Regions from separate parts of the Mus musculus genome. Here region 2 is linked to region 1. The links are chromatin contacts, found by POLR2A ChIA-PET in ENCODE. All regions are on one chromosome and are shown on one strand. The core of a region is the stretch at or near the end of the contact, and the rest is flanking DNA. Distances in the headings are between cores, read along the strand shown.

Region 1 (6,725 bases), core at 2,344-4,843:
GAACACGCCGGTCAGCAGCGCCGCCATGCCCGCCACGTCCAAGGCCACGGCCAGCAGCAGCGCCATGCGGCAGCGGCCCAAGCCGGCCGCTGGAGCCGGTGCGGGCGCGGGTGGGGACGAGGCGCCGACCGCGGACGCCTGCGAGCCGCACACCGGTGACGCTGCCGCCATGGCCCTCGGTGGCCCGCCGCCGCCTGCTCCCCGACAGCGTCCCGGGGTGCGGCTTCCCGGGGCGGAGTTAGGGCCCGGCGCCAGGTGTGCCCAGTGCCTGCATGGTCACCTGAGCTCACAGCCTGGACCTGGTGGCCCGAATGAGTCTCTTGTGTAGCTCAAAGGTCTGGGAGGATCAGCGGCGCACGACCCTGTCCATTAAGCAGTGCCAGATGACTAGGGCCAAATTTCAGGGTGGCATAATGTAGCTAGATAGTGTTTCTACTTAGTGCCCGTCTCCCGAGGGCTACCTGTACCACCAAGTCCATAGTGAAACAAAATGGGGATCAGAAACAAAAAACCGGGCATGTTGGTATGTAGCTCGCTTGGTGGAGTGCTTGCCTACCATGCTCGAAGTTCTTGATTTCATGCCCTGCACAGCATAAAATCCAACAACAGCAACAACAACATTCTCTGGAGCACAGAATCAGCAGCCAGAGCCCTGAAGCTGTCTCCATGCTTGTCTTTTGAGATCTCTTGTGAGTGTAGGGCCTTGTTAACCCAACCTGGGAATACAATGAACCCATCTCCCAGGTGCCAGCTGACACCTTGTGTACACAATATACTGAGCTCAGGGCTCTGTTAGTGCTCAGATGTTAGCCTGACAAGACCTGCCTTCCTGTTCCTAGCCACAATTCCCGAAGTGCTCAGGAAAGGTGTCCCTGAGGAGATGGCATAGAAATTGTAGCTTTAGCCTGACAGTGGTGACCCATGCCCTTAGTCCCAGCACTTGAGAGGCAGATCTCTTGATTTCGAGGCCAGCCTGGTCTATAGAATGAGTTCCAGGACAGCCAGGGCCACACAGAGAGATCCTGACTCAAGTCAAACCAAACCAAAACTGTGGCCTTTTTGCTATTATTTTTTAAAGATATATTTATTGTTATATGTAAGTACACTGTAGCTGCCTTCAGACACATCAGAAGCCGGGCGTGGTGGCGCACGCCTTTAATCCCAGCACTCGGGAGGCAGAGGCAGGCGGATTTCTGAGTTCGAGGCCAGCCTGGTCTACAGAGTGAGTTCCAGGACAGCCAGGGCTACACAGAGAAACCCTGTCTCGAAAAAAAAAAAAAAAAACAAAAACAAAAAAAAAACCAAACAAACAAACAAAAAAAACAACAACAAAACAGACACATCAGAAGCATCAGATTCCGTTAGGGATGATTGTGAGCCACCATGTGGCTGTTTGGAATTTGAACTCAGGACCTTCAGAAGAACAGTCAGTGTTCTTCCCCACTGAGCCATCTCACCAGCTCCAACTTAGAGAGAATTTAATGGGTATGGCCAGGTCACTCTGGAACTGAGAGGCATCATGGCACAGGCAAATGGTTGGGCCAAGCCATGGTCCACACTAGGAGGACCCAACAGCTATTATAGGGAAGTCCTGATCTTCCACACATCTACCCCTTAAATGAGTTCATTCTCCCTGGGGTGGGAAACCTCGAGACAGTTCTGAACAGAACTAGTTCTCCCAAGACTCTATCTAGTTTCAGAGTTGGAGAAAACTGAGGATGATGGAGGAGAAAAATCACATTTTCCACCGTGATGCTGCCATTGGTAGCCTGCAAACAAACCATCCGTGAGCCTGTGAATAGCATAAAGGAAACACACTTGGACACACACACACACACACACACACAGACTAGCTGCAGTGGGAGTGTATGTGAGTATGGCCCAAAACATTATATACACATACAAAAATGTTATGTAAACCTACTTTATGCATGATTAAATGCTAATAAAACATTAAGAATGACTGTGGTGGGCTGGAGAGATGGTTCAGCGGTTAAGAGCACTGATTGCTCTTTCAGAGGTCCTGAGTTCAGTTCCCAGCAACCACATGGTGGCTCACAACCATCTGTAATGAGATCGCATGCCCTCTTCTCGTGTCTGAAGACAGCTACAGTGTACTTATAAAGAAAAGCTGCCGGGATTGGCCAGGTATTGCTGAGGACAGACATGGAATGTTTCTGCATAGACAGAACCAGGCATGAAAGAATAGGTATTTAACACTGCAGCAGTACATTTTTAGAGAGGTCTGAAAATGGTTCATTGGGCACTGGTGTTTGTGTGGGACACGGTCAAGAAGAGTAATGGAACCATCTGCCATCTGAAGACTTCACGCCAGAGCAAATCTTTAAAATAGTTCATGCATCCATTTAAACAACAAGTCTTGAGGACTCAGTGATTAAGAGCACTTGCTGCTCTCGCAGAGCACCTGGGTTTGGTTACCAGCTCATATGAGGCAGCTCACAGCTGCCTGAAACTCTAGTTTCTCAGGATCAACGGTTTCTTTTGGACTTTGCATTTTACATGTTAACACAACACCCACATACATCATAATTAAAATTAATAAATCTGAAGCCAGGCGTGATGGCGCACGCCTTTAATCCCAGCGCTCGGGAGGCAGAGGCAGGAGGATTTCTGAGTTGGAGGCCAGCCTGGTCTACAAAATGAGTTCAGGGAGAGCCAGGGCTACACAGAGAAACCCTGTCTCAAAAAAACAAAAACAAAACAAAACAAAACAAAACAAAAAAACAAAACAAAAAGGAGTTGCAGAGATGACTTAGTGGTTAAGAGTTTTGGCTGCTCTTCCAGAGGACCCAGGTTCTATTCCCAGCACCCACATGGTGGCTCAAAAACTGTCTAATTGAATCCAGGCACCAGGCAGGCACATAGCATTCATATATATATCCAGGCTTAAAAAGAAAGGAAATTAAGAAATTAAGAAAGCCCTCATACATATTACAAAAAAAAAAAAAAAAATAAGTTGGGACTGGAGAGAGAGACGGCTCAGAGCACTGGCTGCTCTTCCAGACAACAGTGGTTCAATTCTCAGTAGGCACTATCTGTAACTTTAGTTTCAGAGTATCCAACAAAGGCGTGCGCCACCACGCCCGGGAAAAATAAATAAATCTTAAAATCAATTAAGCTCCACTTAATGTGAGATCTGGAATCCTCAATATTTGCATCCACAGGCTGAGGCTGGAGGATCCCACCTCGAAATCTACTAGACAAGGGCGCAAAACCGTTTTTTTTTTTCAAAATATGTATTAGTGCCCACCATGCGCTAAGTGCAGACTGAACAGATCAGGGTGATGCGATGGGAACATAGCTCTAGGAACTCTCTCTGCTTTTGGATCCTCACGAAAACCGAGTCACCGAGTTCCGAAAACTTCCTACCCCACCCCGGCGCCTCATCACGGTACGCACCGCGAGAACTCGCCGGGACCTTCAGACGAAGAGCTCCGAAGGTTCCCGAGTCAAAAAGACTCGGAGGCGGAACCCAAGGCCCAGAGGAAGCTGGGTAGCCGAGTTCAGGCGCGCCACGGGAGGAAGCGGAAATGCGTTGCCATTTTAAAGGTGTCGTCCCGCCTCTCGTGTCTCTCTTTCCGTCTCCGGCCGCCATAGGGAGAGGAGGTGAGTGTGAGGCCTCTGTCCGTCCCGCGTGGCCGCCATCTCGCTCCCACGGCCTCGGTCTCCTGCCTGGGCTTTCTCTCCTTGTACCCAAGCACCATTCGCTGCCCTCATTCCCCACCGGAAGTGGGGCCTCAGCGTCCCTTCCCCCTTCTAAGTCTCCGCGGTGTTAGCTCGGCCTGCCTCCTTTGCTCACCCTTTCCTCGGCCGTGTAAAGCTCTTGCTCGCTTTTTCCCAACGGTGCTGCCGCTTACCCAGCCGCCTGTCCACGGCCTGCTTCTTTCTGACATCTTTCACACCCCCCCCCCCCCCGGCTTCTCCCCAGCCGCCGCCATGTCCGCGCATCTGCAGTGGATGGTCGTCCGGAACTGCTCCAGTTTCTTGATCAAGAGGAATAAGCAGACGTACAGCACGGTGAGTCGGGCCCGCGTGTGAGGGGCACTGTGGCTCTTTTGCGTATCGGAGCCTCCGGGCCTTAACTTAACATCGTGTACACCTATTCCCCAGGAGCCAAATAATCTGAAAGCCCGAAACTCCTTCCGCTACAACGGGCTAATTCACCGCAAGACCGTCGGAGTGGAGCCGGCCGCCGATGGCAAAGGGGTCGTGGTAGTTATGAAACGCAGATCCGGTGAGCCTTTGCACACGATAGCGCTCCCTTTTTCCAGGGTCCAGAACTGCCCTTCCTCTGACTTCCCGGCTGTGTAAGGTGATCTTTAAATTAAGAAGTGTAGAGAGAAACTTAAGTACAGTTTCTCTATGTAGACCTCAATGTCCTGGAACTCTACATCAGGTTGGTCTAGAACTCAGAGATCCACCTGCCTCTGCTTCCTGAGTGCTTGGATTAAGTGCATGCGCTATGTCCCTCCTGTATCTGGGAGGTTCCTAAAGAGGGATGGGATTTTCCCGGGCTTTAAGACTTACCTGTGACAGTCACCTAAGGGATGTACTGAATGGGCTGGAGGGAAGATGGGGTGAGCATGGTCTTCAGAGAGGCTCTGTGTTCCATCAGGCAGATGCTCTGAAGGGCTCATGCAGATGGACTGATTCCTAGGCTTTCCTTACCAGGTCAGCGAAAACCTGCCACTTCTTATGTGAGGACCACCATCAACAAGAATGCTCGGGCTACCCTCAGCAGCATCAGACACATGATCCGAAAGAACAAGTACCGCCCTGATCTGCGTATGGTGAGTAATGGATGGGTACTTAAGGCAGGGGGGCAGCTGGTACTAAACCTGAGGGGCTGCATGCAGGCCTGGGTGCTTGGCTCTGCCTAGCTGGAGCTAGACTCGGGACTTTTGATCACTCACACACACACACACACACACACACACCCTGCCTCCCCGGAGTCCTAGGAAACAAGCAGCAGTAAATGGGAGTGTCTTTTGAGTTTGTGAGCTAAGTTCCTTGTCCTGTCCTCAGGCGGCCATCCGCAGGGCCAGTGCCATCCTTCGAAGCCAGAAGCCTGTGGTGGTGAAGAGGAAACGGACCCGCCCCACCAAGAGCTCCTGAGCCCCACACGCCCGAAGCAATAAAGAGTCCACTGACTTCCATTAGGCCTCCAAAATGTTTTGTGCTCATTGAGCTGTGGCTCTGCGCTGTCTTTAGTTGTGCTATCAAAGCTATTAGAACTTGTTCATCTGGAGTGAGGGTTGTTGGGGATAGAAGCTGTTCAGGGCCATCTGGGTACCAACAGGAGTGAGAGCGGCTTGTGCAGGACATTCAGTTGATTCCTGTGGAAACAGGAGTGAGGGTAAATGACTTCAGGGTTCTTAGCTGCTGACACTGTCAGATATCCTGAGCTTGAGGCTGTCTCACCAGGTCTTAGTCCACTGACCCAGATAAGGCCCCCACCCTTCAGTTGACAAGCCTCCTTATAAGAAGGAAATGGGAGGTTCAATACCCGGTTTCAGAGTGAAGTCTTCAGTTATCAGATGCTCTGATGTGTGAAACAGTGATACTCCTGAAGGAAACATTCTGGTGGGTGTCAGCTGGGACTTTGTGCTGCTGCAGTAGAATTTCAGTGTGAATTGCTGACCTTAGAAAATGTCAACAAAGTCTAGTGTTTACCAAATGCATGTCCTTTATATTTGTAATCTCAGCATTCTGGTAGGCTGAAGCAGGTGACTAAGGCCAGCCTTGTTTATAAAGCAACTCCGAGAATACCCAGGGCTATAGAGACGACCACATCTCAGAAATCAGCCATTGTAAGTCTATCTGGGTGGGTGGGTAAGTAAAGTGAGTATACAGGTGTACTGAGGGACTCAGTGGCCATTTCTTGCCCCTTCCAGCCAGTACTAGCATTTCCTGGAAAACTTGAGGCTCACATGCAAAATAGTACCCATACCATTTTTGCTGGATTTTTGTCGCTGCTACACAACTCAGGCCAAAGTGCTGCCTGGGCTTTGGTCCCAACTGGATCATTGTCCATTCCAGTCCGACTTGAACTATTTTCTTTTCTTTTTTTTTTTTTTTTTTAAGATTTTATTATATGTAAGTACTCTGTACCTGTCTTCAGACACACCAAAGGAGGGCATCAGATCTCATTATGGATGGCTATGAGCCATCATGTGGTTGCTGGGATTTGAACTCAGGACCTTCGAAAGAGCAGTCATTGCTCTTAACTGTTGCCATTTCCAGCCCCTTGAACTATTTTTTTTTTTAAAGATTTATTTATTATATGTAAGTACACTGTAGCTGTCCTCAGATACTCCAGAAGAGGGGATCAGATTTCGTTATGGATGGTTATGAGCCACCATGTGGTTGCTGGGATTTGAACTCACAACCTTCGGAAGAGCAGTCGACGCTCTTAACCACTGAGCCATCTTGCCAGCCCCCCCTTGAACTATTTTTAACCCAAGTTTAACTCATGGCACCTCTCTCCCCACTGATAGACCCTGGCTCAGCTCACTGAAGTGAACTGAGACCCTTATGTTTTGAGATGCTGGTGAGCATAGCGTTCTTGGCAGCAGTCCACCCTGTTGACCTATCGACGGGAAAATATTTTTTTTAACTTATACTCATTTTTATTGGGGTGTAAATAAGGTGAATTCACCCTCTTTGAAAAAGCATGTGTAGGGGCTAGAGGGAAGGCTCAGCAG
Region 2 (7,499 bases), core at 841-3,340, 52 kb after region 1:
TCCCTGCACTGGGCTGGCGGGCAGGCAGGCAGGCGTCCTCGCTCATCCGAGCTCTGTCATGCAGCCCTATAGGTGCAATCACACTCTGGCCCAGCTGCGCAGAATCTGCAACTGGCATGTGAGAACTCCTGCCCCGCCCCCTCCCCGCCCCATCTCCTACTCCGCCCCAGCCCTACACCGCCCCCGACCTCTAGTTCTCACTCACAAGGCAATGTCCTCCTCCACAGCCTGAGGGGGTGGGTGGGAAAGGAGGCCCAAAACCCAGGTTCTTCCTTCGGTTGCACCTTGCTTGGTTCTCAAATCCAGCTCAGGACTTGAATGACACAAGGTGTTACAGAGAAAAAGAGCCAGCCTCGGAAAAGCAAGCCCCCAATAAGTCCTATCCCATCCCTGCCAGCTGGGGGTGGAGAATGCTGGCTAGGATGTCAGAAGTGGGCTGGGCTGGGTGGATCGGAGTGCCTCCCGAGGGTCCTTGCAGAGAACAGCAGCAGGTGGGGGGAGGCGTGGTGAGGACGCCTGAGAGCCGAGAAAGGGACGGAGGAACAGGATCCAGGAAGAGGGGAACGCAGACGAAAAGAGGAAGACAGAGATAGTCAGGGAAGAGACAGAAACCCGCAGAAGGTGGTACCAGAAGGATGGGTTAGTGATGGAAAGTAGACAGAGGCTGAGACACAGAGAGTAGGAGACCCAGAGAGAGAAACAGAGGCCCTGGGATTGGGAGGGGAAGTAAAAGACAGCGAGAGAAGTGAGATCTAGGGATGGGGAGGGCACAACCAATAAAGTCTAAAATGGCCCGAGTGGGGTCTGCAGGTGGCGGCTGAGGAGGTGGTGGTGGGGGCACAGATCAGGGAAGGGGGTAGGAGCATGTGGAAGGGGTTCCTAGGAATCTCAGGGATTAGGAAGTCGGTTTGAGGTGGGAATGCGGAAAGCAGGCAAGATTGGGGACCTGTAGAAGGAGGGAGAGGAGAGTAGCAGGTCCTGGCTACTGTGGCGCTGGGAAAGACCCCCAAATCCCTGCCTGCTAAGGATAGCGTGGATACCACATGCAGCGCTACTTTGTCTGGGCTGTCTGGGGTCCCTGCCTAGAGTCTCCGTCCATTCTCTTCTTAGGCCCCCTGCCTACGTGCAGCCGGCTGTCTTCTCTCTTTCTAACCTGGCTCTGCCGTCGGGTTTCTGTTCCTCTGCATCTCTGCGTCTGTCTAGGGCTCTGTCCGGATCTCTGTCTGGGCCCTCCATCCCCAACCTCCCCCGCCTGGATCTGTAGCCTCCTTGTAATTTCCACACCCAGTTCCTCTGTCAGGGGCTCTCTCAATCTCTGCTTGTCTGTCCCGGGATTCTGTCCCTTCTAAGTGTCTCATTCTCATCACTGCACTGTTCCCCGCCCTTTGAGCCCCTCACTCTTGAGCAGAGTGGGTGGGGGGCGCTGCGGAGGGAGCTGTGTGTTCCCAGCGCAAAATAGACTCCCGTTGCCATGGCGACGCGAGCGCGGCCTCGAGACGCAGGCTTCGGGCTGGGTGTGCGGAGGGGACACCTGGAACCGGAACGCGGGGGCCGGGGCTCCGACGCCCGTGTCCCAAGGGGCTCCGGAGGATGGATGGAACTCCTAGGTCCCCGGGGAGGGTGTACTGGGCTAGGTAACTTGTGGGAGGGGGCTGGGCTGCTAGGATCTGCGGCGGCGGTGGGTGAGTTTGATTGTCAATGGGGTTGGACTGGTCCTTGCATCTCTGGTGGACACGGGATGCCTTCAAAGGCCCCCAGGCTGGGGATGGAGTCTGCGAATCTCGGGTGAGGGTTTGACGCGGTGGAGGCGGAGGGGCGTCTGTAGAGTTTGAACACTCTGATCTCCAAGGGGCTGCAGAATTCTGCGTCTTGGGCGAGTAAGGACCACGGAGCAGCAACTGTCCATCCCATCCATTCACATACTTGTCCATTCCTCCCCATCCCTCTTTTTCCCCCGTGCCTCAGTTTACCCCTCCTCACCAGGTACGGATGCGCTCACCTCACTTTCCGGATGCGGGACCTTCAGGGAATCGGGGGTGGCAGCGTGGGGGCCAGCCAGGGTAGGCAGAGCGAGCGCGTGTCTGCCAGCCCGCGGGGCTGGGCGCGCGCGCGCTGATGGGGGTGGGGGCGGCAGGCTGCGTGGTGGGGACCCTGGCCGGCAGCTCTTTCTTTTGCAGATGCGCACCGGCCCCAGTGCAGATGTGGCCGCTGCCAGCCCTCGCCTGTGTCTCGCGCCGGCTTGGAGCTTGGAGAGGCGCCTCCCCCACCCCACCTGGAGGAGACCCCACTTTCTTCCTCCCACAGACCCTTGTAGCCCCCGTGATGCCCCCTAAACCCAATAATGGTTCGGTCCTCAGTCACATAAATGTTTATTCTCCGAGACAGGGTCCCAGTTGTGACATTTGTTCCCCCTCCTTTTCCCGCTTCGTGAAGTGGCCCGGGGCCCAGCCCCACCTCCACCTTTCTCTAAACCAATTCCCACCCAGCATCAAGGAATTTCATTTGCATTTCCGGGACCAGCTGCCCAATCGGAAGACAGAACCACGCCTCCTCTCCCACGGGGGCGGTTCTCCTGGCGGACTGCACCACTCTTGGGATCCATGGATGAAGGAAAAGTCATCCATCAACGTCTGGGTGACAAGGAGGGTGGGTGCTTCCTTCAAGTCAGGTCCTGGAGTTGGGCAACAGGGAGTTTTTCTTGCCTTGGAAGAAGCCTAACAGTCCGATGTCTGTGACTGGCTCCTTGAGGATCTTCTGAATCTGCAGGCAAAGGAGATGAGGAAGTGAAGAAGCCCTATCTCCGGAATAGAGAATCTGAGGAGCACCTCTTCATCTTGATCTCCCTTATTCTGACAGCATCGCTTCTCCAGTCAACTACTTCTTTTTCCTGTTTTCCAGGTGACCTCTCCCTCACACTTGCCTGGTTGAGCTGTTCCCCGCCATCTTGGTATGCTCTTGCCTTGGGACCACTAAGAGCAGATGGTTTGGGTTATCTTGTCTACCTCCATGTCCATCTTCTTCACTAGTCTCATCTTTCCTGGGTCATTCCTTTAGCTCTCAGCTCTCCCACACACAGACCCAACGAACTCATGAACTCTCAACGAATTTACACAACTCTCTCTTGGTGGAACAAGAATAATCAACCACATTACTGGCAATCAAACAGTCCAGCCAAGTTTATCTCCAGAAAATTATACCAAAAAATGCAAATCCTGCACCTCCACTTCTCTTCCCTGGTTAAACCCCACCACTGTTTATGGGATTTGTTGGTTTCCCTTCTTTGTCCCAGGCCACATAATGTAATCTTTTGACTATTCACCAATTTGATGGTGGCCAGCTCCTGTACTCTTTCTTTCTCAATGAAGCATAGTTGAGGTTTATTAAAGATATTTTAATATAGAGTTTAGGAACAAAGAGAGGTGCTTTTTCTCTTGCTTGTGGCCCCAGTAGTCTATGGAATTTCCTGGTAAGAAGATAAACACCAAAGCATGGATGTAGACTTCTCTAAAAGGGAGCTGACTCCTAACCTGCGCGCGCACGATCTGCGGCAGAGGACAGCACTCTCCCCACATGAGTTTTATTTCTTTGTTGATGTTGATTTGGTTGGGATAGAACCCAGGGCCTTGCCAAAGCTAGACAAGTACTCTGCAGACTGCGTGTGTGTGTGTGTGTGTGTGTGTGTGTGTGTGTACGTACATGTTTATGTGGGTATGTAAATGTATGTGAGAGAGAAAGAGACAATGGCTCGGTTATTGTGAAACGCCAAATCTTTCCTAAGACGTGGCCCAGGCTCCCTCCTCCCTCTCCTCCCCAACCTGACAGTATTGGCCACACTCAGCTACAATTATTGGACTGAGGGAAACACAGCCCTAGCTTCCTGGAAGCAGTATTCTCCTAGCAGCCTTAAGATGAAGATGTAGAACTCTCAGTTCCTCCTGCACCATGCCTGCCTGGATGCTGCCATGCTCCTGCCTTGATGATAATGGACTGAACCTCTGAACCTGTAAGCCAGCCCAATTAAATGTTGTTCTTTATAAGAGTTGCCTTGGTCATGGTGTCTGTTCACAGTAGTAAAACCCTAACTAAGACAATACTCATCATCAACTCCTTTCCTAAGCTCCTCCCAGATAAACCCACCTCCCCATCCCCGTCAATGGTAGCTGTGCTTTTTACTTTTAATAACCAACTGATTCCAATATGTGCTGCTCATATACTTTGTGGAGTGTGAGACCACACCCTTAAAGACAACTGTCTCCCAGAAGCTGTCAACTGTCCATAGGATTGGCTTTGTATCACCATGCTGTGATGCAAACTCCAGGAAGGCTGGACACTATCCCTGTCCTGAGTGTACCACAAGGGCTGGCAGGACAGATACTCAATAGAGCTGTATGAAGGTAAGGTAAGGTAAGGTAAGGTAAGGTAAGGTAAGATGACCTGAATGTTCAGCTCTGGGGTTTCCCCATCATTTTGAGGGTTCACAGACTCAGCATAGGGGCCTTGGACCTTGTGATGGTTTGTATAGGCTTGGCCCAGGGAGTGGCACCATTAGGAGATGTGGCCTCATTGGTGTCACTGTGGGCATGGGCTTTAAGACCCTCATCCTAGCTGCCTGGAAGCCAATCTTCTAGGTGTCTTTGGAACAAGAGGTAGAACTCTCAGCTCCTCCAGCCCCACGTCTGCCTGGACTCTGTAATATTCCCACCTTGATGACAATGGACTGAACCTCTAAACCTGTAAGCCAGTCCCAATGAAATGTTCTTATAAGAGTTGCTTTGGTCATGGTGTCTGTTCACAGCAGCAAAACCCTAACTAAGACAGAAGTTGGTACTGGGAGTGGGGTATTGCTGTGATAGGATAACCTGACCATGCCTTTGTTTGAAAGAATGTGAATTTTGGGACTTTGGATTTGAAAGCAGTGGAATGTTTTAAGTGCAACTTAGTGGGCCATCCTAGTAGGAATATGGAAGACTTGTTGCGGAGGGTGATTTGAACTGTGGAAGCCTGGCTCTAGAGGTCTAAGAAGAGAAGAATTTTAGTATGTGGCCGAGAGACTGTTCTTATGATATTTTGGTAAAGAATGTGGCTACTTTTTGCCCTTCTCTGAAGAGTCTACCTGAGGCTAAGGTAAAGAGATTAATATTAATTGCATTGACAAAGGAAGTCTCAAAAAAGCCCAGCAGAGACTTTGTCCTCTGGTTAAGTCTCATGAAGAGCATTTTGAACAAGCGTAGCAAGCTTAGAAAGGAAAAAATGGAAGCTGAGTCAGGAGGATTATCAGGAGTTAGAGGTCAGTTTGGGCTATAGATCAAGATCCTGGTTAAAAATAATAAAAGCCAGGCAGTGGTGGCACATGCCTTTAATCCCAGTACTCTGAGTTTGAGGCCAGCCTAGTCTACAGAGTGAGTTCCAGGATGGCCAGGGCTACACAGAGAAACCTTGTCTCAAAATACAGAACAAACTAACCTACCAAAACAGAACAGAACGGAACAAAACAAAACAAAAAAGTAGGAAAGAAAGAAAGAAAGAAAGAAAGAAAGAAAGAAAGAAAGAAAGAAAGAAAGAAGAGGAGGAGGAGGAGGAGAAAAGAAGGAAGAAAGAAGGAGGAAAGAGGGAGGAGGAAAGAAGAGAGGATGGAGAAGGAGGAGGAGGAGGAAGAGAAGGCTCAGCAAAAATTTCTCAACAGGTAAAAATACTTCTGATACCAGCCCAGCCAACTGAATTCAATTTCCCAGATAGGAGAGAACTGACTCCCAAAAGTTGTTCTCTGATCTCACACCTGCACGTGCACCGCAGGGCCCGCACTCATGCACGTGCACACACACTTTTTTTTTTTTAAGGAGGGCTGGAGATACAGTTCAAGTCACTAAGGTTTTTCCCTAGCAGGCACAGAGCCCTGGGGTCTGTCACCAGCACTATATTTTTAAAAAAATAAAGCACGGGGCCAGAGAGACAGTTCAATTGTTAAGGATGCTTGCTGCTTTTACAGAAGACCAAAATATAGTTCTCAGCATATCAGGTATCTCACATTCCCCTGTAACCCCAGATCCAGGTGGTCTGATGCAGTCTTCTGGGGTGCATATCCTGACATACATGCACACACATACACATAAATAGAAACACAAATCTTTAAAAATGCGGGTGCTGGAGAAGGCTTACCTGTTAAGAATACTGGCCTATTTCCCAGAGAGCCTGGGTTGGATTCCCAGCACACACTTGGTGCCTCTAAACTGACTATCATTCCAGTTCTATCGAGATCTGATATCCTTTTCTGGCCTTTGTAGGATCTGTGTGAATTTTGTCCCCATATATACATGCAGGTAAAACCCATATACACATAAGATAAACATAGATTACTATATATGTATATGGGCATGGCGTATTCAGCTGTAATTGCAGCACACAGAAGGTAGATCAGAAGTGCTAAGTCATCCTTAGATACAGAGGGAGCCTGAGGTCAACCTTGTCTCAAAAACAAACAAACAAACAAAAAACAAACAACAAAACAAAAAACCCAACAACAACAAAGTGGGGTTGGAGAAATCGCTCAGCAGTTAAGAGTAGTGGCTGTTCTCCCAGAGGACCCAGATTTGAATTTGACTCCTAGTTCCCACATTATGGCTCACAACTGTCTATAACTTCTGTTCAGGAAATCTAATACCCTCTTCTGGCCTTTGAGGGCACCCAGACACCAGGCACACAAGTGGTGCACATACATACATACATACATACATAATACATACATACATACAGGGAAAACATAATAAGACAAAGACAAAGTAAAAATAAAAATGACAAGAGGACGAGAAGCCTGTCTCCTGTGCCTGGGTGACAGAGGAGGCCTCACCTCCTTGAACTGTGGGTGGGCAGCATCCTTCACCAGCTGGAGAATCAGCACCTCGCTCGTGGACAGAAAGACGCCACTCTGCTGCATTCGGGCCAGTGCCACGAGCCGGTTCATCTCACTGCGGAGGGAGGGCAGGAGGAAGAGAGGCAGAGTGTCTACATTGTATCACATCTGTGTTGTAGAGGACAGTTTCCTCTCAACTGGAACCTTCCCTCCAGGGACGAGGGAGAGGCTCATGAGACTCAGGAGGAAAACAAGAGGCCATGTGCAGGGCTAGGGAGATGGCTCAGGGGTTAAGAACACTGGCTGCTCTTGCAAAAGCCATGGGTTCAATTCCCAGCACCCACATGGCAGTTCATGGTCATGACTCTAGAGGATCTGGGGCTCTCTTCTGACTTCTGCAGGAATGCCTGTGTCCTTGTTTACATAGATATAAACAAAAAAAAATCATACACATAACATAAAAATGTAAAAGGCTACATGCCCAGGAAAGAAGAAACTAGGAAGAGTTTCAAAGGCTCTTTCTTATCCTGCTTTATAAAAGGGGCCAGCAACCGGGTCAGTCAGGAGACTGACTAGCTGCGGGGCAGCCGGGGAAAGAGGGAAGGAGCTGGAAGAAGTTCTCAGCCAGGCGAGCTGGCTGCAAGCTGTGCAG

What was found. ChIA-PET counts read pairs that join two places held with the same protein, here RNA polymerase II (POLR2A).
Region 2: POLR2A ChIA-PET joins it to region 1 with 16 read pairs in embryonic stem cell. The contact joins the promoter of Shisa7 here to the promoter of Rpl28 in region 1. POLR2A ChIA-PET finds 5 or more read pairs at or near these places in 4 of 5 experiments (Patski and embryonic stem cell).

Annotation. Positions count from the first base shown.
Region 1 is chr7:4,789,372-4,796,096 of GRCm38, forward strand. Rpl28 (ribosomal protein L28) reads left to right here and starts at 3,594. Exons shown (of 5, transcript NM_009081.2): 1 at 3,594-3,627; 2 at 3,950-4,038; 3 at 4,132-4,255; 4 at 4,693-4,811; 5 at 5,047-5,176. The coding sequence starts at 3,958. The coding sequence ends at 5,136. It overlaps Tmem238 (transmembrane protein 238), which reads right to left and starts at 189. Exons shown (of 2, transcript NM_029384.1): 1 at 1-189. The coding sequence starts at 171.
Region 2 is chr7:4,842,606-4,850,104 of GRCm38, forward strand. It overlaps Shisa7 (shisa family member 7), which reads right to left and starts at 2,091. Exons shown (of 6, transcript NM_172737.4): 1 at 2,000-2,091. Isoc2b (isochorismatase domain containing 2b) reads right to left here. Exons shown (of 6, transcript NM_026158.2): 5 at 6,845-6,962; 6 at 2,355-2,760. The coding sequence ends at 2,665. Gm36127 (a long non-coding RNA gene) reads left to right here. Exons shown (of 2, transcript XR_881804.2): 2 at 2,178-2,380.